Linked DNA regions of Mus musculus: regions 1, 2, 3 and 5 are each linked to region 4. The links are chromatin loops, found by intact Hi-C in ENCODE. Cell type or tissue: left cerebral cortex. All regions are shown on one strand.

The links. A loop is a pair of places that touch in the nucleus more often than their neighbours do. Peaks named below come from ENCODE experiments on the same cell type or tissue, not always from the same donor. Only the 100,000 strongest peaks of a DNase experiment are listed, where the experiment ranks them.
Region 1: it touches region 4 in a loop (3-fold over the local background); 4 of 42 quality-filtered maps call a loop at or near these places.
Region 2: it touches region 4 in a loop (3-fold over the local background); 3 of 42 quality-filtered maps call a loop at or near these places.
Region 3: it touches region 4 in a loop (2.6-fold over the local background); 4 of 42 quality-filtered maps call a loop at or near these places.
Region 5: a loop joins it to region 4, with 2.6 times the contacts of the local background. A loop is called at or near these places in 7 of 42 quality-filtered maps.

What each region holds. Positions count from the first base shown.
Region 1 is chr11:42,065,277-42,070,276 of GRCm38, reverse strand. No RefSeq gene overlaps it. Among named protein-coding and RNA genes, the nearest start is that of Gabrg2, 67 kb to the right of the region's middle. In left cerebral cortex, a CTCF peak has its summit at 2,252; a DNase peak (open chromatin) is centred at 2,259.
Region 2 is chr11:42,175,695-42,180,694 of GRCm38, reverse strand. It overlaps Gabra1 (gamma-aminobutyric acid (GABA) A receptor, subunit alpha 1), which reads left to right. Exons shown (of 10, transcript NM_010250.5): 2 at 1,047-1,135; 3 at 4,684-4,793. The coding sequence starts at 1,062. Among named protein-coding and RNA genes, the nearest start is that of Gabra1, 4.7 kb to the left of the region's middle. In left cerebral cortex, CTCF peaks have their summits at 999 and 2,178 (motif pointing right); DNase peaks (open chromatin) are centred at 156, 611, 936 and 2,392; H3K4me3 peaks cover 3,156 bases; H3K27ac peaks cover 1,400 bases.
Region 3 is chr11:42,049,038-42,054,037 of GRCm38, reverse strand. No RefSeq gene overlaps it. Among named protein-coding and RNA genes, the nearest start is that of Gabrg2, 51 kb to the right of the region's middle. In left cerebral cortex, no CTCF peak of the experiment used is centred here; DNase peaks (open chromatin) are centred at 1,836, 2,277 and 2,905; H3K27ac peaks cover 897 bases.
Region 4 is chr11:40,863,485-40,868,484 of GRCm38, reverse strand. No RefSeq gene overlaps it. Among named protein-coding and RNA genes, the nearest start is that of Ccng1, 110 kb to the right of the region's middle. In left cerebral cortex, a CTCF peak has its summit at 2,592 (motif pointing left); DNase peaks (open chromatin) are centred at 2,159, 2,597, 3,285 and 3,666; H3K27ac peaks cover 2,295 bases.
Region 5 is chr11:40,778,960-40,783,959 of GRCm38, reverse strand. No RefSeq gene overlaps it. Among named protein-coding and RNA genes, the nearest start is that of Ccng1, 26 kb to the right of the region's middle. In left cerebral cortex, no CTCF peak of the experiment used is centred here; DNase peaks (open chromatin) are centred at 29, 436, 1,062 and 1,919; H3K27ac peaks cover 2,535 bases.

The DNA.
Region 1 (5,000 bases), 1.2 Mb before region 4:
ATACCAAATCGCTGAGAAGCACCTGAAAAAATGCTCAACATCCTTAATCATCAGGGAAATGCAAATCAAAACAACCCTGAGATTCCACCTTACACCAGTCAGAATGGCTAAGATAAAAAATTCAGGTGACAGCAGATGCAGGCGAGGATGTGGAGAAAGAGGAACACTCCTCCATTGCTGGTGGGATTGCAGGCTTGTACAACCACTCTGGAAGTTCCTCAGAAAATTGGACATAGTACTACTCGAAGATCCAGCAATACCTCTCCTGGGCATATACCCCGAAGATGTTCCAACTGGATATATGGGCTCATGCTCCACTATGTTCATAGCAGCCTTATTTATAAAAGCCAGAAGGTGGAAAGAATCCAGATGTCCCTCAACAAAGAAATGGATACAGAAAATGTGGTACATTTACACAATGGAGTACTACTCAGCTATTAAAAACAAGGAATTTATGAAATTCTTAGTCAAAGAGGTGAATCTGGAGGCTATCATTATGAGTGAGGTAACCGAATCACATAAGAACACACATGATATGCACTCACTGGTAAGTGGATATTAGTCCAGAAACTTAGAATACCCAAGATACAATTTGCAAAACACATGAAACTCAAGAAGAAGGAAGACCAAAGTGGTCTTTTTCCTTTTTAGAGTGGGGAACAAAATACCCATGGAAGGAGTTACAGAGACAGTGTTTGGAGCTGAGATGGAAGGAAGGACCATCCAGAGACTGCCCCACCTAGGGATCCATTCCATAAACAACCACCAAACCCGGACACTATTGCACATGTCAGAAAAATTTTGCTGACAGGACCCTGATAAAGCTCTCTCTTGTGAGGCTTATGCCAGTGCCTGGCAAATACAGAAGTGGGTGCTCACAGTCATCTATTGGGTGGAACACAGGGCCCCAAATGAAGGAGCTAGAGAAAGTACCCAAGGAGCTAAAGGGGTCTGCAACCCTATAGGAGGAACAATAATATGAACTAACCAGTACCCCCAGACCTGTGTCCCTAGTTACATATATAGCAGAGGATAGCCTAGTAGGCCATCAATTGGAGGAGAGGCCCTTGGTCTTCGGAAGATCATATGCCCCAGTCCAGGGGGAGTTGCAGGACCAGGAAGCAAGAGTGGGTGGGTTGGGGTACAGGCATGGTGGAGGGTATAGGGGACTTTGGGGATAGCATTTCAAATGTAAATGAAGAAAGTATCTCATAAAAAAAAAAGAACACTTACTGTCTCAATTTTGTGTATGTAGTTGTTTTCTCCCTTTGAGGAAAACCTCCTCATCCTGAGTTAGTACCAATGAGACAATGAATCCTTTTCAAGGTTACTTACAGCTAAGAAATGGATTAACTCTGTGCAACATTCCATAGTCCCTGATGAAGTCCTGTCTCCTAAATTATAGTACTCCTTTGGTTTCCTCTTGGGAACCAACTTTCTTCCCTTGAATATTTAAACATTACAAAAACCCCAGTAATTTGTATGCTAGTTTGAGTAAATTGTTTCTTTTTTCACACACAAACTACAAATGCTCCCTTTTTAAAGTGTCCTTTTGCTGTAAGATGTATATCTTACAGCAGAAATCATTTAGAAACATTCCAAGGAAATATTTTTATTTTTCTTCTATTTATTTTAGGACATATTTCAAGATGACTTTTCTTCTTCAAAAGAGAAGCACAGATCCAAATGTGTCTAAATAATCAGACATCTAAGCTGAAAATGTTGCTATTCCATTCTATTCACAGCCAACACTAATGGCTCTATTTGTTCAATATCTTCACTTAATTGCTAGCCTCCCCTTCCTAACAGAACACCATGTAAAGGTGTGTAGGATACATTATACCCAAAGTTGGATAGGATTATGAGCCCACAATGAATTTGACAGACCAGTTAAAATATCATCCTCTTATTCTTTGCAAAAGAATGTTTTATTTATCAGTTGCCTCAGGCTAACTGAATTGGGAAAAAAATGTCCACAATTATGTTAAGTCCCATTCTTTATTTTATTTTATTTTATTTTTTCCAGCTCTGTTCCTATTAAAAGTGTGGCTTTACCATCAGAGGGAAACAGCACCTTTTCTCAATGGTATAATTGGAGTTATTTTTTCCAGTGTCAAAAAAAGTTTGTCTTGTTGGGAACCATTGCACCGACTGTGAATGGTGAAGCTGTTAAGCTTTTACTATTTACTCTTTATTCAGATTTTAGGAGAACCTGAGGACCAAACTGCCTTCCTTCCTCATTACCTCCATCAGGGGGAGCTCTGACAGTGTTTCGCCTAGCTGGGTTTCTCTTGGCAAACTACAAGCTAGTCATTTACACAGCTCTTTAAAGTGTATTGAACTTTAAAAGCCAGAACACACACATTTTCTGTCCTTTCTCTCGCTGTGTCACAGCATGGTGTCGATTTTTTTTCTTAAATCGTTTTTTAGTATGTATCTTACAGTTCAGGATATGTTTTATCTCTGTAGAAGCATGCTTAGTGCTTCTTCCTGGGAACTCGTTTTACACAACCAAGAATGAAACCTTGTCAATCTAGTTTATATGGACTGCTCTAACAGAGGACGCTAAAGACTCTGGTTAGAGGCAGGAAATAAGGCAGTAATGACGGAACTAGGCAAAGCAGAGTTTCTCCAGTATAATGCCCTGCTGATTTTCATGTAAGACAATAAATAGATATATACACATGTAATTGAAGCAGCTCTAAGAATTAGCTTTAGTACTTACTCATTTTGAAATGTTGAGTGATGTAACTAAAACTTAGATGAAGAATCTACCAGGATCATACAGCTTCTAACGGAGAAGACAGGCTCTTCCCCAAAGGACAAATGTTTATTATGCAAAATGTACACAATTGTGTCCCATTTTACTAAACAAATAGTAAAATGAAGGAAAAACTAAGGAAGTCATACTTTTTATTTCGGTGTTCCTTTTTAGTGTCAAGAAGTACCTAATTCTTTTCATTTAGTGTTCTTTTCGCTTTTGCTAATATTTCAGTTTTTCCTGTGCAGAATATTAAGTTCCAGCAAGGATGGAGGTAAAATGAATGAACAGAACGGGCAATGATGAGCGAAGTGCAGGCAGCTGAGAATCACACACTCAAAGGACACATCCTTTACCAAGCAAAATAACACCTCAAAAATACAATGCAGAGCACACTAAGATACTGCTGAGTAAGAAAACTGACAGAACATTTCTGAATTTTGCTTCATATCACATGTATTTTTCCACATTCTAATAATCAAATGAAAAATGAATTGAAGAAAGGAGCTTTTCACTACTGTGTTCCATTTTGGTGCATATAGAACCTAAATGAATACAAATCAGGTTGAATATAAAAATAACCTCAGGTTTGCACAGGCGGAAGATTACTGTTTATGCATGTGGTCTGTATTATTCCTTTCTTCCCTTCTTATCTTTGAGCATCAAAGCAACAAGTATAGCAAATTCCATAATAAAATCTGGACATCATTTTTGAAAACCCATATGCCATTATGTTAAATCATTCACAAGGTCATTTCTTTCTTACTAAGCATTTTCCAAATTGCTTAAGTAAGACTCAAAATTGCCCTTCCTTCCAGCTCCATCCCTTAGAACTTCGTTTTCTCTAAGTATTCTGACTGGTCTCCCATAATCTTTAACTTGCCTTCTGTATTAAGACTTCCGTGCACAGGCCCCACTCTGCACTACAACCCAGCCATCTCTTTGCTCTCTTTAGAATGCACCCTTAGGTCACCACCAATGCTCAGTGTTTTGCTCGGCACCACCATGCATCTACCATTCATGGTCTTCTATCAAATGCAGTCATTCTCCAATTGTCTCTAGAAATAAAATTTCAATAACAATCCATGTATTACTCCTTGCCACCCCTGACTCTGAAAACAAGTTTTTAGTGACTTTTCACATCCTCCAAGGGCCACTGGCTCTTCTCCATCTAGTATTTCTATCAGGCACTAGGAACAAAATAAGTAGAGTTGATTGTTGTACACAAGGACTCAGTAATGGGAAAGGTTGACAAATGGACTACTGTAATATTCAGGAATACTGAATATTGCTTGATACAATGAATGATGTCATAGGTTAATAGAGATTAAAAACCTGATGGATAAATATCAAGGTAGTAGGAAATCTATACTTCACACACCTAAGGGATATTTGATAAAATGTACATGAGAAACTAAAGTACAAATATTAAAAGGCAGTGAATGAGAAAAAGAATGTATTAAAAGATTTGTCCATACCATTGGAGATTTATTTTAACCTAAAAAAGTAGATAGTTTAATCCTAATTAAAATACTTTCTGCTACAATAGATTTTAATTGGATGTTTTCTCTTCTGATAATTGCATAATTTTTCCTCTTCTGTCATCTTTTTTTTCTCATCAAAATTTTATGCTACAAACTAACCAGAACACAATTCTTAATTACTCATATTGTATCTTACGGTGTTATTATTGACAATGATATGGCTGTGCTACACATCTTAATTATTATTTTAAGAAGTTGGACAGTTTCATCTTGTACTTAAAATGTTTTGCATTTTTATTTATAATACATATTCTAATTTTAAATATTTTAAATATTTTGAAATAAAGTAGGAATAGCTACAAAATTTGTTGTTCATTCTGCCCATTTCCATCAGGCAGATAATCCTACCTAATTATACTGTAATGCATATATTTCACATCAGCACTATATGCTCATAGAGAAGTCTGCATTTTCATCACTCATGTGTTAGTGTGGCTACCGGCACATTTGCAGTGTAAAGGAAACACAGGGGCAGAGAGATGTTCCTGCCACAAGCATGTCATAGGCACTTGTAACCCTTCTCCCAAATCCTTAAACTGCAATCACCAGTCAGTGCTACCCTACACCATTCCTGCTTAGTACTACGAAATCATTTATTTAAAAATAATACGTGCTTAAATAGCTATAAAAATAGATGCTTAAGTAAAAATTATACACTTCCAGTAAACTGAATTAAATGAACAATAGTTCATTTA
Region 2 (5,000 bases), 1.3 Mb before region 4:
ATAACTCTTCTGTTCCATACACATTTATTCCTCCAGTATCCTCCTACCATATCCAAGTTCAACAATCAGATAATGATTGATTGCAATTTACCTAAGTGGGAATAAATATACCCTCCTTTTCATGCGAAGCAAACCACTTAAGCTTCCATCTGTTGGAGACAAAGTGTTTTCTAGCAGCACCCTGGAAGAAATTAAAGGACGCTTACAAGATATGTGTGGGTATGTTTGTGTGCATTGATGTGTGTGTGTGTGTGTGTGTGTGTGTGTGTGAGAGAGAGAGAGAGAGAGAGAGAGAGAGAGAGAGAGAGAGAGAGAGGGAGAGAGAGAGGGGGAGAGGGAGAGAGAGAGGGAGAGGGAGAGGGAGAGGGAGAGGGAGAGGGAGAGGGAGAGGGAGAGGGAGAGGGAGAGAGAGAGAGAGAGAGAGAGAGAGAGAGAGAGAGAGCCCAGCACATGGCCTGACTTTAAAGTGTATCCTTTAGCTTCACAGAAACATTAGTGAGCATATTTAACAACCACAGAGGAGAAGCACGACTCTGGCATTCAACAGTGTGTTTCCAATGGTTTTTATAAAGAGGCAGATACAGTTGCTTCTGAAATCAAGGTATCTCCAGAATTCAGGGATGCATTTTGTCAACAGAGGTGTTAGTCTACTAGATCCCACGTAACCACATGCCCTCCTTTTAGAGACACCAAGTTTAAACCTTTCAGTACAGATTCCACCACAGGGACCCGAATCAGAAAGGTCGTTTTGAATAAATCAGCAAGTAATAGAAATGCAAAGGCTACTCTAGAGTAATTTTGTCACCTGAAACCATTTCAAGTTTTATAGGATAAATTAAAATTCTGGTACATTTCTGAATGGAAAGGTGGTACGGAAGGTGGGGAGTGGATGGGCCAGGTTTCCATTGCTTCCAATGAGTGTCATATTCCAGTGAGGTCATTTCCTGACTTCAAAGCATTCATCGGAACTGCCTCAGTCAGCCCTAGTGGTTATAACCTGATGTTTCTTGCAAGACACACTGATCTCTACTTATTCCACTTTTCAGCTGTGCAAGCCCGTGATGAAGAAAAGTCGGGGTCTCTCTGACTATCTTTGGGCCTGGACCCTCATTCTGAGCACACTGTCGGGAAGAAGGTGGGGGCATTTTCTTTAAAATCTGCATGACAATTTCTGTAATTTTTTATTTATTCCATCAGGGGGAAGAAAATTGTCCATGGATGAATTCATGACTAAGGGAATTCAGAAAACTTTACTGCAATAAAATTTCAGCTAAGACTAAAGAAGAATAGAACATGAAAATAACTTTCTTGTTTGGATGCTCACGAGAATACACTTAACAAGCTTTACTTTTAAATTTAAACTAGGAAATGTATGAATTCAACTCTTAAGTCTGAAACAACTTTTTAGTTTTCATTTGTAACTGAGCAAAAAATATATAATTTCCTAATTTATGGGAAAAGTTACTAGATAGTTATAAGTTAAGTTTTCAATAGGAAATTTTCTAACTATTTGCAAAATCATAGAGTAACTCACAAAAGCATGGAAGTTAAAATAATATTTTAGAATAAAAATAAGTTAAAATAATATTTATAACGTGAATGCCACATGACTAGAAACACATGTATATTGTGTTTTAAACCATGGTTAATAAAATCAATAGAGATAGAATATACCAGATGATTGCTGTAAAATACTAGATAAAAATTAAATTTTGCTCATTTAGTATTAATATCAAGAAGAAATGTTGTGAATCAATTTCAGTAAGTTGAACTAATAAATGTATTTTCTAATGATCCAATAAAGAACATGAGATTGTAATAGCATTTATCTAAATGATCAAATATTTTATATTGTTCTCTACTTTAATAGTTTTTTGTCTAGTCTATTCTTGTGCCTTACTAAAAGGTGTTCAGCATATAATAAAATCCTAAACTCCTTGAAGTGTAATAGGAAGTGAATCTTTATGAGTAAAAATCAGAGCTATGGAATCATCTGGAAAGGCAGACATTTCTGAGGATTGGTTTAAAATGAGATGCTGGCTGTGTTACTTTTTAGTATTATCGCATAAACAAATATCGGAAGAAGAAGATGCATATTACAGTCTGATACTCTTAATTTCAGGAGTTAAGTGATCAGTGATTTTTGAAAAATTATATGGAGTGTTACTATTATAATGACCTGTAGATGGAGTTAGTGCACAGTGTTTTATTACAGAGTTGTTCATGTGGAATCAAAAGCAGGTTCAGTAACTGACATTTCTCTTCAAAAATGAGTATTCAGTCTAGGGCATTCTGTGTTGTTATTAGTATTTATTCACTCCCAAAGTCATCTTAGTTCCTCTCCTGAGTTCTGTGGCAGTTGTAATTTAAATAGGAAATTAGATGTAAGGTTGAAGATGAGCCTGATTACAAAATCACAGTAAAGAAAGATTCCCATTCCAAATGGAATAACAGGGCTGGTTTTGTTTGGGAAGGGGCTGATCTCTTTGGTATTTGCATTCCAATTCAAACAATTGCTGACAGCAAGATTCATAAGCTTAAACAATTTCTTGTGTTTTACATAAGCTGTGGAAACACACCACACGCACAGATAAAGGTAACAGATACCCGGGATTCTGAGGGCTGTGTTAGCAGTCTAATCACCTTCTGTTGTTTCTCTAACTTATCATCTTTTCTTTCCTAATTTCACTGCTTCCCCCCTAAGAGTTTTCTCTATGGAGAGTTTCCTGAATCCCTAGATGTGTTCACATCTCTTTGTCTTTATCAACACGACCTTCCAGTGTCCTTGAAAGATGATGGATGGTATTTGTTTTTGTGACATTGAATTTTTACAAGTATTTACTTTCTGAAAGCCGATCTTGCTTTTACCTTACTACTGTCATCTGCCAATGAGACACGCAGGAAGTCACAAACTCACTGAGAACTTGATTTAAGAAATAAAATAAAACAACAAGGTGTTTAATTTTGCCAAATGAGAATAAGCTCTTAATCTGTGTGACATGAATGGATTAATGTTTAATTTAATGAAATGAAAAATGGTCTTGTGGAAATAAATTCCATATATTTAGTGCCATAGAGAAATTTTACGTATAACTATCAAGTTAAAACTTTATCAGAAAAGCAGTCTTTGAAAGTATATACAACTCAGTTAATGTCCATACAGTTAGGATAGGCATTCAAACAGAAGCAGTGAAGAGTCACATTAAAGTTTATACTTTCAGTATTGAATATCTTTTATGCATTTATCCATGAAAGAATCAGTACTAGAAAAATAAATTAACTTTGCATCTTTAAAGTGGCCATTATTTACATTCAGTCCTTCCTTAGTCCCTTCTATTGACTGTGGTTAATTTGGTGTATGGTGTGTTATATATCTGCAAGTTTTAAATAAAATTTTATAAAATTAAGAAAAAAGGAAGTGGTCTGAATTTTGCTTATACAAAATTAATTATTTGCAAAACAGCATTTGTTTCTGAGGTGAAAATAGATTATATTTGGCATCCCTGTCAAAGAAGTGAATTCCGGTTTAAAACACCATTATTTTGCTCACATTTATTTATTAACCATATAACTATGTACAAGTGAAACAAAAAGAATACTAAAATTTAAATATAAAGTATATAGGTTTATTTCCCTTTCTTAATTTTACACCCTGTACCTACTTAAGCTTTTCATTCAAGGTCAGAGCTTTCACTGAGATTTGTCAGCAAGTGTAATTTTTTCTAAGATAGAAACTGCTTCTCTCTGAGGATTTGAAGGTGTCATGCTGGTCATTACATAAAACACGATTAATTCTGCATAGATAATAGACCGGTTGGTATAGAAACACAAGTTATAGGAAGTGCATCCCTATGTGGTTGAAAGCTAGAATAATAATACTGAAAGACTATAGCCCCAAACAGAAAGAACAGGAATGACCGTTCCTCTACAGAAGGTTGAAAATAAAGTCTTATTCCAGAAAGTGAAAAAAACTCATTTCTGACCTCTGCTTTGCCCTTAAGTAGTTGTGTCTTAAAACACGATGCCACCTTATATCTAGAGTGCATCTTACATCGTGTTGGCTTTTCCCAACACTTCTACTATGTCTAAACCCAGAAATGACCAAAGTTAAAGAAAATAAAGGTTTGAATGAATCTTCATTGCTTCATACATCTTAAGGGAAATCAATACACTCATAAAAATATAAATAACATAATAAATGATTTATGTATCTTCCTTTCCTAAATATCTTAAAAGAACATCCAAAAAATCAAAATAAAAAATGTATGGAAACGAAATGGAAGGAGTTTTGATATTTAAAAATTTGCATACTAAATAAAAAAGAACCTTTGAATTCATTGTGTAACTCACATATAGATATACATACGTAGAAGATAAATAATATAGATCAAGCCCTCCAAATTGTTTCTTACAGTATGAGTTAACAGTCTTCTTTGCTCAGAGAAGGTATGTCTCTTCTAGAACTTGCTGTGCTGAGAGCTGAAAACGTAGAGTTAGAACTCATTTTCTATATTAAAACTAAAAGCCTACCACCAATGAGGCCACACAGGAGACAAGGACGAGAGTCTTAATGACATTCAAACTCCCAATAGCAAGTTAAGTAAGAAACTCTGAGGAAGGCATTGAATCGAAAGAGGTTTTAGTGGAAATTTGATGCTATTATTTTCTATATCCTTCCCTCAGCTATGGACAGCCCTCCCAAGATGAACTTAAAGACAACACCACTGTCTTCACAAGAATTTTGGACCGACTGCTGGACGGTTATGACAATCGTCTGAGACCAGGTTTGGGAGGTGAGTTGTACTCTCACATTTTTCTTTGAGAAAGTTTAGTATTATTAAATATTTACCTATTTATCTCTAATTTCTCTTCAAGCAGTAAACAAAAATGTTAGCATATTGACTGATAATTCATCATATTTTAATAGTCCACTCAGTGCTAGTTCAATTTACTAAGATCATTTTGTGCACATAGCTATATATAGTGATGAACAGGCACAA
Region 3 (5,000 bases), 1.2 Mb before region 4:
CTCCTCCGGTCCCCTCCCCTTTTCTCTTATCTCATCTCCTTTCATCTCTTCTCCTTTGCCCTCATCACATCTTTTCTCTCCTTCCTTGCCCCTCTGCCTTGAGGTAGGATCTGATTATGTAGCTGAAGCTGCCCACAAAATCATAACCATCTACCTGGTTTTACTTCATAAATACTGGAATCACAAATATGAGGCAAAACACCAAACCAGAAAACAATTTTCAGGGCACTGTGGGGGTCATAAACTAATAGCAATAACATGTTAAACCTCTTCAGTTAACATAAAAGGAGCAATGGTGGTAAAGAGTGAAGGCCAGCATGCTTTCTGGAAGTATCTGCTCATTTCCTCAGGCTCTTATGTATACATGGAAAAACCTCAGATTTTCATTCCATATGGAAAAAAATTATGAGTCAGATTTGTGTTTGTGATATCCACCACCCTTGGAGAGTTATTAAATATCACTATGTAGAATTTCCTCTTTTGAAAAATAAGAGAGAAAGAAATAAATTTCTTGCTTTTGTTTGAAAAGTCAGTGCTAATATTTTTTCCTGGAACTTTCTTCTTTCAACAACAGCCTCTCTGGAATGGACCATATCAGTGTACTTAATCTTCAGACATTCTCCATACTACTTTACATTGGTTTGCCACAGCTACAATAACTACGATAACTACCATGTACTAGTAATGGTGCTCATAACAAGTGCTAAATAAATACTTATTAACTTGGAACTGTAGGTTTCTATTAGGAGTTATAAAAATACAGTTTAGTAAAATCAGTTTTTCTTCATGGTATCTTAGGCAATTACTAAATTAAGAACTTATACTTATACCTAGATTAGGTATTATGTTAATCATAGGGAACTAATGAGCTGAAATTAACACAAATTTCATGTTGAAATGATACATACTTTGAGCCCTGACAGTTATGGTTTTTAACTTGTTGTTATAGGAGTTTTACTTGACTGTTATTCGTTCTTCTAGCTTGGAGAGAGAAATGTGAGTGTCAGATTTCCTAGGACTGTTGCATAATTGCTGTAATAGCTGTGAAATACCTAACTTGGAGCATAATAGCTACCAATCAGTTTGGTTGGCTCTTACAAATGCAAGCAAGTGATGATCTATGCTGGAGATTTTAGGTATGTTTTTTCATTTAACTTCCCCTCCCCAAATCCATGAGGGAGGTACCAAATTACTTTTATGTTGCAGAATCAGGACTCAGTCTTCGGTTTAACTCTAATGAATGCAGTTTAAAGGAAGATACATCTTGATAGTATCTAGGAAGGATAGTAGCATCATCCTGTTGTCCATGATTCTCCAAATACAAAAGATGGCAAGATCGATTATTGCTTCAGAGTTACTTCAGATATGTAGCTCTAATTTTTGGAATGAATTGTAGTCTAGAGCAGTGGTTCTCAGCCTTTTAGTGCTGTTTGAGAGATGAAATTCTATCCTCATATATTTTGGGAAATATTGCGACCTCCACAACATCTTAAAATTTGAAGCCAAGGTTCTGCACAAGTAAAAGACTACATTTGTACTAAGTCACTTCATTTTCTCACCCCTATTCCCACCAGCATGTTACACCGAGTGTCTCACTGCCTAAAGATTTCCTTGCTTTACAAGAGTGGCCTTCATCATCCCACTGCATCTTTACTGGATATAGTTCATTAGAGCAGCACAAAGCAAATACAGCAACACAGATTTCCACATCAGTGAAGAAGCCTCTTGTATCATGCGTGGCCACTGGATTCTTTACATTTTCCAAATTACAGTTACTCAAAAGTTGTAAAGCCACATCTTCTGAACGTGTAATGAAAACGTGAGGAGTAAATCTTTGTAGCTGCTCGTCACCTTGTCCTCACTTTCTGCTGCTTTCAATGTCTGGTTGACAGGTCCTAGAGTCTCTAGCAAGTTCCTTCTTCAGACTTCTGTCTCTGGATTACACACTTCTACTGACAACCCTAGTTCAGGTCTTTTAGAGGTTTGCCATTTTAAACACTTCTTATGGCTCGTTTATTTTCTTTCAATTATATTATTACCTGTTATTTTGTGATAGACACACAAGTATTAAGTGTTAGAGTTTAAAAAACTAATTTTGTTACATTAAATTCCACTCTTAGTTTCTTACTTTTGAAAGTAGCTTTCTTTTTCCTCCCTCCCTCCCATCTCACTCAGCACAGCTCCCAGGGAATGCAGCATCTCATGACTGGATTGTCACTACCATGATAAATAAAGCAAACTTCTTATTTCAGTCTCTTCTTTTCATAGAACATTCCAAACTTCCAATTGAAATACCCAAAATAGATGTTCAAAAGTACACTGTGGAAAGTGCCTAAGATACTCTGCTTCCTGAATTAAACAATCCTACTTACTTGTAAGTCCTTTTAGGGCATCAGGAACCATTTTGTTGTTGTATCCAATGTCAAAACTAGTCTAGTATTCCAGTCTCCTTTCCTGAAACATTCGCAGAGACAGGTCAAACTTCACTATCTTTATTTTCTTTTTGAAATCCACTGAATGCCCCCAAATTAAACGCAACATCTTTAAAAATCTATATCTAGAATAGGAAGGATATGCAATACACAACAATGTTACTTACATATGTTTCTCTTAGGAAAATGAGATTGTACGGAGCACTTAACAACCTATTTTTGCCATTTACCTTTTAGTTGGCTTTACCTTATTGTTTTTAATAAGAATGTATTGCTTTTAAAATTCAGTGAAGAAAAATGACTATATTCTTAGTTGTCTGTCGAATTTTCTCTTCCATTTTGGTATCAGGACTTTTCAAAGTCTGAGCATGTTACTGACAGAATAAATGACTCTATCCCCATCTGCTTTGTACTTGGTGTGACCATATGATATGGTTATTGCCAATGCAGTGTAAGACGAAATAGTCCAGAAAGTCATCTCAATTTGAACTAAATTCAACTTTGAAAAGATTTCTTTTCCTTCTATCTTCTTCTTTCGTGGGATGAATTTCCTGGATAACTTGAGCCCTGGATGATTGGTTCATAGCTGTGAAACAATAAGCTTTAAAATTGCACAACTCAGATTGGAAGTAGATCCTTTACACACAGTTAAGTCTTGATGTGACTGCTGTTCTGCCTGACAAAGTCTCTGCAATATCACCAAAGACCTGGAGTCATAGACTGAACCCTCTCCACAACTGACATTTTGAGAAAATAAATCGTTTTTGATCTCCAGGTTCTGGGGATAATATCTAACAGTAATAAAGACTTTATTGTAATTTATAAAAGTAATACTATTCTTTCAGAGATGTTATATTTTAATCATCATAAAACAATGTGATTGAGTGTGCATGAATTTGTGCGTGTGTGTTTAAGTGGAGGTTTCTCTTCTTGAAAGACATCCACTTATCCTAATAGTTATCCACATAACCAGTTGTTGTTTTTAATAAAGAGGATGTTGGGTTTGGGGTGTTTTTTGTTTGTTTACTTTTTTGAACCACTGATAAGCAGGAATATCTTGTTTAGAACGCAGCTTAGATATCTCTCAACAGTTAGTAACTCCTTCCTAGTGGCCTAGATAATGTTCACTTTCCCTATTAGGGTGCACTGTGACAATCCTCATAGATGATATTCCCTGAAGTGTGATATGGGTGCACCAACTCCATTAGTTCCTTGACTTGATTTGCTATTGCTAATTAATTCAGAGTCTACATTTCTTTGCCCAAGGTCCCACCAAAATTCCTAACAGGGACTTTTCATTCCAATGTATTTATCGTCCATTTTGCCTCACAGATAGAGAAAAAATATGCTGTGTTTGTTTATTTTCTCCCAAATACTTTATAGTGTAAGCTTTTGTTTTCATGACTCATCTTACTGAATTCTAAATTAGCAAGGTAATACAAATTCAGAAACATTCTATTATCTTATGTTCCAAAATGCTTTAAGATATTTAAGGTCATATTTTTTGGTTTTAATCTTTGTTCTGTCCAAGTTATTTATCATTTTAGTTTACTTTAGTGTAAATAGTAAGTGCTACAAATAGAGATGTTGTTGATAGAGAATGATATCTCCAAATGTTTTTATACAAAAGTATTTCAACACGGTATATTGAAATAAAATATTTCTGTGTACTAGAAAAATATCACAATTAACGTTACGTGTCCATGAAATATAACCACAATTCTAAGAAGCTATGGGCTTTGTGTTTCAATCTCTGTTGCTCTTTGCAGCTTGCTATACAACTGAATAGTAATTAAAGTGGAATTCCTTTCCTTCTATCAATCCAGAGACCATTGCAGAAAGTACCTGGTGAAATTTCTAATGCATTGTAAATTTGCAAACATATGGGCACACAACCTTCTTCCCTTAATAATCTAGCTGCTCTTGCCCATTTCCCAGTTTTTTCTTTTTAGATTTTGTAGCATGCAAACGATGTACTTTGACAATAAGATCCACCGTTGCTTACATGCTGTGGAAGACTGAAAAAAAGGAACAGGAGTCTGTAAAATCGTTATTATTTTTTGGTTCAGATTGAAAGAAGAGTAAGCACATTCAAGTACTGACCTCGGGACCGAATGTCTTCGGAATAGAAAAAGGAAACTCTTCATTTCTCCTTGGATGCAAGAATGTTGAGAGTGGATCAAGCATGTATATGTGGAGGTGGTGGCATTAAGTAGTATTCTGGAATATAAAAGGTTGTCAAAAATGAGAGAAAAAGAACAAATATATTTTTGTGTGTGTCTGTTAACTCATCTAACTTTCAATTTTCTCCTATGTTTGTATTTTATTCCTCATACAGTTTGTGATTTTTTTAACAAGGTTAAGAATTTAATTATAGCATTTTCATATATATATATATATATATATATATATATATATATATATTTCATATAACATATACATTCACATGTGCATATCATATTCACATATATGTATAGATCATATACATAATATTCATTATATATATCATATACTTATTTTTAATTTTTATTACATTTATTTGTGGTTATATATACTTGGGTGCATATA
Region 4 (5,000 bases):
CAGCAGATAAAAACCATCCCACCAAGCTCATGTCCTGAGTTTGATCTCTAGGACTCTCATAGTGAAACAGAACCAAGTCCCAAACTGTGCTTGAACTTACATCCATGCATTGTGGCAGACATACAGATACACACATAATTAGTTAATTAGTTAGTTAATTAAGATAGATAGATAGATAGATAGATAGATAGATAGATAGGATTAATTTTTTAAGAAAGCAATAGCTTAAAGCAACAAAGATTTGTTATTTTACAATCTGGAAAACATAAGCCAAAATAAGATTTAAAGATATTGTATTAAGCTCACAGCAGGGTTAGTTCCTTACAAAACCACCAAAAAGGAATTTGTTCCTGTACTTAGAGTGTCCAGTGGCTTCACCATTGGGTGGCTCCTGGCTGCATCTCCCTAATAACTCTTCCCATCATCATGCCACCTTGTCCCACCATTGACCTCTTTGCCTTTCTTAGCAGCATCGTTAAGATCCTGCACAGGACCAAGGGGAGCAAAGCAGATACTGGCCTGAAAGCCTACTCCCCGAAGATTAGCTGTCCTGGTGCCATACGGCCCTATGCAAGCTTCCAGCAGAGTGAAGCAAACAGAAGTCCTACCTTTGTCCTTAAAGACAGAGAAAAGGAAATTATTAAATTCTCTAAGTTGGTTGTCAGGTCTGTTCACTTCACAGCAGAGGCTTAAAGTGAATAAAAAAGTACCCTGTGAACTTGAGAGTTTCCCCATGTAGTGCATATTGAGAAAACTAACTTATCTCGAAACCAAAAAAAAAAAATTACAAAACAATGATGAGTGACTTAGTTTGCTTTTAATGCCGTGATAAACATCATGACCTAAAGCCACATGGGAGCAAAGGCTTTACTTCATCTTGGATACAGTCGATCCTGAATGGAAGTCAGGGCAGAAACTCACTGCAAGAACCTGGAGACAGAAACTGAGGCAGAGACCAGAGAGGAGTGCTCCTTACTGTTCAATAAGCTTCCTTCCACAACTCAGGCCCACCCACCCAGCGGTGACACCTCCCATAGTGATACAGGTCCTCACATACCAATCATCCATCAAAAAAAAAAAAAAAATGTCCCACAGTCCTATTTACAGGATGAAGGGGATTTCTCATTGCGATTTCCTTCTCCCAGATGTGAGACTCTAGCTTACATCAAGTTGACAAAAAAAAAAAAAAAAAAAAACTAACCAACACACTAAGTCATATAAACTGGATTATAGATGTAATAAAAAAAAAAACTCAGGAGAAAAACAGATTAGTAAGGGCTAGAAGAGGGAAGCAAGAGGGGAAAACTTGAAAGATAAGTAATCATTTGATAGCCAGGAAGAAGGTCCTGGGAGATTTAGACAACGCAATAGGCCAAGGTAAGCAGTAGAGTGAGTTACCATTGTGATTGCCATCCAGCATGCACATCCAAGATAGATGCAAAAGACATCCTGAGAACTACAATGAAAACTTAATAATTCCAGTGCTACTGGCCTGAGGCAGAATGGAAGTAGAACAAGAAATCAAGTCTTTTCTGCCTGCTAAGTCAGTAAACTTCAAAAGCAGGGGCAAAAGGAATTCTGCCAACTCCAGGACATCCTAGTCTATGTAGCAAGATCCAGGTCAGCCAAGGTTCCTTACTAAGACCCCATCTCAAAAATGAAAAAGAAAGAAAAGCAAGAAAATGAATTCTAGAGTAGTATGAAATGACCTCAGTTGCTAAGTCCAGCCAGGTGACAGTATTCCATTTCACAAAAGCAACGGGAAGGCCCACCCGAGCTGCCAATGAACTAATGAGTGGCTTTCTCACCAGGAACAAGGCTGAAATGGCTGCCATCTAACCACTAATAGATCACAGAGCGGAAGGGATGTGAAATACACAGTGCAAACCCTCGCGTACACCTCGAGGTGTCGGGAATGTCATGTGTGGTAGTAGGCTAGCCATAGTTGCTGAGAATGACCTCTAGTCTGTAGAAGCAGAGCTGCCCAGACCTGGAAAGACCTGAGGATTATCTTCTCCAGTTCTAGCTGAAGTCTGGGGAGACGGGATGACCTGCCCCAGCTCTAGGAGGGATGCTGAGCCGGATGGTGTTTCACCAGATTGCTAACCTGAAGAAACAAGCCACCAGTGCCCTTGAACACGCAAAACCCGTGCTGACTCAAGAATCCTATTTGGAGGATTGCTGAGTGTGAGCTGCCTCTTGTCAGGAGGCCCAGATGACAACGCCAAAATCTGAAAATAGTAGTTTTCAACTCTGCACAAACCACTGACAGAGCAGAAGTTGGACAAAGACCACTATGGAGTTAAACTTCTGTTGCCCAGCTTCCTCCAAACTATCTTTTTATCTTAACTTTCAAGGCCAAAAAAAAAAAAAAAAGAAAAAAAAAAGAAATTCTGCTTTAATCTCCAGAAGTAGTAATAAAACTCATTTTAAAGCTATTATATCTTTCCAGAAGATTCTAGAATTCCCCATCCCTAGAAATGCATGCAAAAATCATTTCACAAAACACTTGGTGTTGTTCCTAATAAAAACAGTACCACACTTGAGTTGGTGGGGCTCCAATTAAGCAAGCTATGTTCTTCTACTGCCCCCATCTGGCAGATGTTGGTAAAAGACAGACTGCATGGTCTGTGTTTTAAGAATCTGCTCTAGTAAAATCTCTCCGGTCCTCATAATTCCTTCTCTCAAACCTTGTAGATGCACAGTTGTAGGGGTAGCTTCTTTGCCAGAAACTTCTACTTATGATGAGTAACCCACGAACAGTTCCAGGATTCTGGAAAGATGATAAACAAGAAAACTGCATTTTCAAATGTATTTTCATCTAGCAAGAACTTGAAGGAAGAAACAGAGCTTTCTCCTTGTCTTGTAAGAATAGATAGTATGGGGCTGGGCAGATGGCACTCCTGATACTCCAGCACTAGAGAGACAGGGACAGAGGCTTCACTGCAAGTAAGCTCAGCCTAGTCTATATAGCAAGTTCCAGATTAGTCAGAATTACTTCGCAAGCCAGACCCTATCTCAAAACACAAAGAGCAAGCAAAGGGAGCGTCAAACAGAGCAATTCTCATCTGATGAATCCAGCCAAATCACAGAGTCCAGGAAGTGGGATACAAGCTGCACCAATGTGCACCTGAGCTGCCATCCTGGTAAGGCATCAGAAAGGAAAGATCAGGGTCTACAGCAATTGTGTGCAGAGTACAACTGGCCTCCGATATCTTGTGCTTCTTGGAAACGGCTTGAGGGCTGACTTGGAGCAGTGTAATATGTCTCTATCCAGGTATCTGTCAGTTCTGATAAGATGCTCTATGCCACAGTAACAATCCATAAAATCTCAGTGTCATAATCCAGGAGAAGTTTATCACACAAATCCACACGGCCAAAGCTCCAAGTGTTTATCACGCTATAATGCACTTGTCTTTTTTCATGACAGACTATAAGCTATTTGGAAGTAGAAACTGGGTTTAGCTCTGTACTGTATCTCTGACATTTAACTCCTGAAGCACATGTGCTCTGAGAATATCAGTCGAACAAGAGTGTGAAACGAGAGTTGAGGAACTGACAAAAGGCAGATCCATAAGGACATCTTTACCAGGAGCTTTGCCACTCCCTTCTGCATCTTCAGATCTTAAGTGGGGATGGCGAATCCAGTGACAATTCTATACTCCAAAAGCATTCATTGGCTTCCCTCAGCCTGTGATATAGGATCATATACCCGGGTAGGCAAATGTGAATTAACGAGGAAGGCTGCCAAGTAGGTATCCATAGCAGCCAGAAGAATACTTGTCCTAGAGGCGAGACTGATAGATCTGAACACACTCCACATCAGCCCATACAGACAAGACTGCTTGGGAGCTACTGGAGAAAATTACACTGTGGCAAAGGAACAGATGTCAAAAGGGAATAGAGTCAAGACCTTGTAAATATGTCAGTGATTTCTTTTAATGGGGGTAAAATATTCCATCTGGAATTGTAAAAGGAAATGAAAGTGAACAGACAACAGAGTCAGAGACAGCTCCAGCTCCTGTTGTTAGGAATCCCACATGAAGACCCCACTGTACAGCTGTTACACATGGTAGAGGGCCTAAGTCAGTCCCATGCATGTTCTCTGGTGGACAGTTCAGTTTCTGGGCCCCTATGGGCTCAGGTTAGTTGATTCTGTAGGTTTTCTTGTGGTGTCCTTGATCCCTCTGGCTCCTTCAATCGTTTCGTCACCCTTGCACAAGATTCCCCAAGCTCGGCCTCATGTTTTGGCCGTTGATCTGCGTCTGTTTCCATCACAGACTGAACTTGGGCTGTAAATAGCTATCTTGAAACTTCTCTCCTAAAGACCGGATCATTTTTCTCTGCTTTTTAGCAAAACCTTGTATGCATTATGATCCAGGCTGTGTATGCTACCAGGCTACCTTTGGCTATCTATATCACAGAGTAAATACAAGAAATCCTCCATAGAAATATTTATGTGTTTTTTTTTTCTTTATTGTCTTTAAGACATGTATCACTATGCTGCCCAGTCTGGCCTTGAGCTCCCAAACCTCCTGTCTCAGACTCCAGTGTCCCCTATGTAATTCCTGAAGAGTTTGTGTCTAAAGTGGAATAGAGTGTTTATCATTAAATTATAAAAAATACCCTGGGATGAAAATATCTGATTGATCTTATAGCTTAGTAAGAAATATATCCAGAGCACTTTATCCATAAATAAGATGTTATAGTAATTTTATTAGTAATCCTGTTTCCATCCTTGCAATTTTAGATTAGATAGTGGCTTATAATTTGTACTGAAAACAAAGCATAAATCTACTACTGCTGATTTCTCCTTTATGGCTAACCCAAGGCACTGATCCTGGATCCCCGGAGTAAAGCACACCCCAAAACACCCTCTCCATGGTCGGAGGTAGTACTGCACTGCCCTGGGCTTAAATTTGCCTGACCTTCCACAGACTCACATTAAACAAGATGATTATTACTGGCCTGCAGAATACTAACCAAAGAGCAGACAAATT
Region 5 (5,000 bases), 85 kb after region 4:
GTTAGCAAACTTAACTTAGAAAAAGACAATTCTAACCTGACTCATTATGAAACATTAACACATGCACTTCCACTCTCTAGCCAGATTGCCTCAAAAGGTAATGAATAAAGACGGAATCAAATGAGCCATTTTCATGAAGCAGCAGATGGAAGAGGTAATTTTTCAAACATAGGTATAGGTCTATAGGGTCAATATTAATAAACTACAGCGACTTCAGATAGTAAGAGTTAGAACATTCCAGAAGATTCTGGGGGGGGGGGGGAATGGTGCTTCAGGAAGGAAAAGGCACCAAAACCAATCTCTTACTTTTGAATTTCTGAGCGTGGATGTTGCATGTAAGGAACATCCTGTGAACAAGCTGGTGTTAGATTCAATCCTGGAATGTATAGCCTTGAAAGTGAAATTCACAACCAAAAAAGAAAAAGAAAACCCACATGAATTAAAGCTCCCATGGTCTATTTTTAAGTATATTTTGGAGTGGGGGTAGGGTTAAAGCCAGCACTTAGAAAAGCATCCTTCTCTTGGCACAATGATTTATGTGTTTCAGGTTGGCAGGAAGACTTCACTTCCAGTGATATTCTCCAATTGTTAAAATAAAATAAAAAAGTCCCTACTGCTTTCTTTGCAATCCATAATTTTGTGTTTTTAATTTAGATAACTGAAATGTCTCAAAGCAGAAATAAACTGCATATTCATGAGCCCTGATTTGCTGTAATCATTATTTCTAACGCTGTGCATCGGTGAAGACTTGAGTACCAAATCCTATTCTTGGTCAATTAAATCAGATGACTAAAAACTGAGAGAGCAGGGGACCTCGTTCTTCCTTTCCTCTTTGAAGAATTCTGTTGGTCTATCAGAGGTCAAATGTCCTTGCTCCCAACCAGGGCTGATAATTAGTTGTTTCAACATTGGCAGGAGGGATAAAAGTCTATTTAATATGCTAACTACGGGACTGTTAATTTTTCTTCAATAAGTTTTTAGTCATAGACAGCCAAGGGACCAAAGGGAAAAGATAGTATGTTAAAATGAGCTGAGTAGGTGGCTGGAGAGATGGCTCAGTGGTTAAGAGCACATGTTCTTCTTGCAGAGAACCTGGGTTTGGTTCACAGTGCCTCGGACAGCTCACAGTCACTTTTAACTCCAGATCCAGTGGATCTTACAACCTCTTTGGGTTTCTGTGGGCACCACATTCATAGACACATACCCATGCAGAAAAATACACATATCCATGTAATTAAAAATAAACTGAAAGTCATAAAGAGATGTCACAGCTTCCTTAGCCATCATCCTAGACTAAAACAAGTATTTAATTTAGGTTCGTTATTCCAAAGAGAAGGTGTGCATAAGAAAAAGGGGTTCCAGATGCCACCATTGATTTGCCCGCAGAAGCCCTCTGTAAAAATAATTAATAGTACACAAACCAGGCTGTGTAATCTAGATCTATTATTTACTAGATTTAGAATGTTGACAGAAGTACTTCAGCTGCTTCAGGAAGCTACTTCATCTGCAAACTGGGGGTGAGATATTTATATCATAACATACTCAACTAAGACTAAAAGATTTACATTTTATGAAGGGCCACCATAGTAATTGAGCAAAGTAGTAGATCAACAAATGATCTTTAGTTGTGCTGTACCTATTTTGGCTTTCTGTTTCCTCCAAGAAAACACCAGCAAGAAGAAACAAACACAGTTGAGAACTGAAATTTCTTGAAATGTTCATGATTTTTTCCATAGCTGAATAATATATCACTGTGGTGCCTATGTACATATTTGCATTATCTGTTCATCTGTGGATGGGAGTCTATGCTGTTTCCTTTTCCTTGCTCTCATGAATATAGCAACAATAAACACGTGTTAGTGTCTCTATGGTAGGGTATGGACTCCCTTGGGTATATGCCCAGGAGTGAAATAGTTGGACCATATGGTAGTTCTATTTTTAATTTTTGATGAGTCGACATACTGATTTCCATAATGGCTGTTCTAATTTGCATGCCCACCAGCAGTGAATAAGGACTCCTCTACCCAACATTTCTCTTAAAGTTTGTTGTCAGATTTCTTAATGATATCCATTCTGACTGAAATGAGGTGGTACCTCTAAGCAGTTTTCATCTGCATTTCCTGGATGATTGGGAATCTTTAGCCTTTTTAAAAATGTATATTGGCCACTTGTGTTCCTCATTTTGAGAACTACCTATATATGTTCTGACCCTATCTTTAACGTAAGTCTTTTCAAAGGTCTTAAGCCATTCTCTCTCTGCCAGGAGCACCTGGTGATAAATGAGCCTAATGTAATCAGTCCACACAAAAGTATGATTCGGGGCTGACTAGTTTCAATAGAAGGGGGATTCATAAAGCTGCAAACTGACTATGCTGAAAATACACAATAAACGAAAGTAAATAACATTCTCTTCTGAGCTATTCTAAGACTGGTGGTAGACGATCATGAAAATATGCACTAGATAAGTAAGTAATATTTGTGGGATAAAAAAGAGAATAAACTCTTGACTCTTTTCAGAGAACAAGAGGTAGAAGGTATTTTGAACATCCCTGACCTTGGATCTATCTGATGACAAATACTCAAGTATTTTTATGCATGTTAGTTTCTATATAGAGAATAGCCCAGATGTAGCAATTCTTCTGCCTAAACCAAATGATTGCATATGTTCATTTGGTAATGGAAGTGGCTACATTAAAATAAAACACTTTGCCCTTAGCTTACGTGTGTGTGTGTGTGTGTGTGTGTGCACATGCATGTGCACATGCACACGTGTCTCCAGCCATTTGGAAAGTTCTTATATACTAAACCTCTTTGGAAATATTGTTATAATTCATTTTAAAGAAATATATTACATAGGAAATAGTTTCACATATATACTGAGTTCCTAGTCAACGTAGTTTTTTTTTTCTTTTTTTTTTTAAGTGTGATGAGTGCAGTAGAGATTAAATAACCCTGGGAATGATGTATCCACATTCTTATTCCTTAACAATTTGCTATTAGCATCTGGTGTAATTTGACTCAAACTTTTTAAAGCACTTTGGTGATTAGGTAATTTTCCTCTTCAGCCTTCAATTCTTCCGAAGCTCATCTCATTCATGAATAGAGTGCATTAATATTAAAGTTTGCGAAATAGCAATCTTGGGTAGGGGGGTACGTATGCCGTAATTATTCCTTCCCAGAAGTGACTTCATCATTGCCCCAGCTATCTGATGATCAATCGGCTGAATAATAATGATGAGAATTAATATTTATTAAGCACTTAAAATATGCCAACACAGTGCCAAGCACTTAACACACCTCATTTAATTCCTATAGCAACACTATGTGACAAATATTATCTCTATCCTGTAGACAGAGAACTGGAGCTCAGAAAAATAAGCGAATAAAGTTTCGTTTCTGAGAAACGATGCAATTGGAAGGTAAAGCAAGGCAATCTGGTCCCAGAGCTCACCTACTTAACTACTTTTGAATAATTTCATTTAACTGATTGTTTTCTGGTAAAGGAAAATAACTCTTGACGGTGATGGATCTTTTTTCTATATGAGGCATTATGGTAACAAATGCTCTACAGCCTGAATTTCCAACCACTGAGTTCAATATTTCTTACTGTCAATTATTCAAAACAATTCAACTGATAGTGAATGTAGATAAAAGTTTTCCAGTTGCACAGCAAGGCATGCAGACACCCCCCGTATCCACTACATCATCTTAAAAGATATACCTTCAGAAAGATGCAGCTTTTTATCTTCAAAGTAAATATTGATTGATGGGTTTTTTTTTTTCCTGTAACTTGACAAGGACGTGGAAGGTGAGTGAAGGAGTGAGCTAGACTGAGAATAGGATCAAGAAGCTGAGGCTCAAGAAATAAAAGAAAATGTCTCTAACAACCCTTCTATTATAATTTTTCTCTTATTAATTGAATAGCCCCCTTAAGCTTGGTGATTTGTCAGGGAAACTGATACCCGCTTGTGAAAATCTCCATTCCTTCCTGAAACTTATTATCCAGTACCTTGGTCTTTGGGAACTCCAGTAGCAATCACTTAAGGCAGGGTGATTTGGGAATAATGGAATTGTTTTTTCTTTCAGTTCTATCAGCTGGGAGTTTCCAGACTGAGGCTCAGGCAAGGGTGACCATGGGGTGAAAGCTGGTGTCTGCTCCCAAGGTGGAAACTTGTGACTGCTTCATCACACAAGAGAAGGTGGAAAGGCAAAGGAGCCCAACTTGCTTCAAGTCTTTCATGAAGCCCTAGTAACCTAACCATTCACCTCTTATTTTCATTATATTGACCACTAAGTTTCAACATCTCAATGTTTGTTGGGGGGTAGCGGGGACATGTTCAAACCATAGCACAAGGGAACCACAAAAAGGCTCAACATAGATCTGTGGGGATCCTTGCATGGTATAATCCCACCACCTCTCTCTCTCTCTCTCTCTCTCTCTCTCTCTCTCTCTCTCTCTCTCTCTCTCTCTTTCTCTCTCTCTCTCTTTCCCTCCCTCCATATGTATATAGCTCTGTCTCTGTGTGTGTCTTTCCCTCTCTCTGTCTCTGTCTCTGTCTCTGTCTCTGTCTCTCTCTGTCTCTGCTTCTCTCTCTCTCTCACCACACACACACACACACACACACACACACACACACACACAAAATGATGTTAGTATATTACCTCAACTTCTTATAGGCATCTATGATCCCAATATTTATATTTATTCATTACCACATGATCTCATCAAATACATATTAAGTTATTTGTTAGCATTACACTATGAACATTATCAAAGATGAAAGAGCAAACATTGCTGATTTTGGGGAAAAGTATGAAGTACCTTAGATAGTTTCCTATGTACTCTTATTATTTTCATTATAATAACAAGAAGATATCTTTAATACAGCACCTCAGAAGCAGAACCAGGCTCTATAAATTTTGGGCTAGCCAAGTCTACATAGCAAGTTCCGGGCTAGCCAAGGCTAAATAAGAATACACTGCCTCAAGAAAAAAAAAAA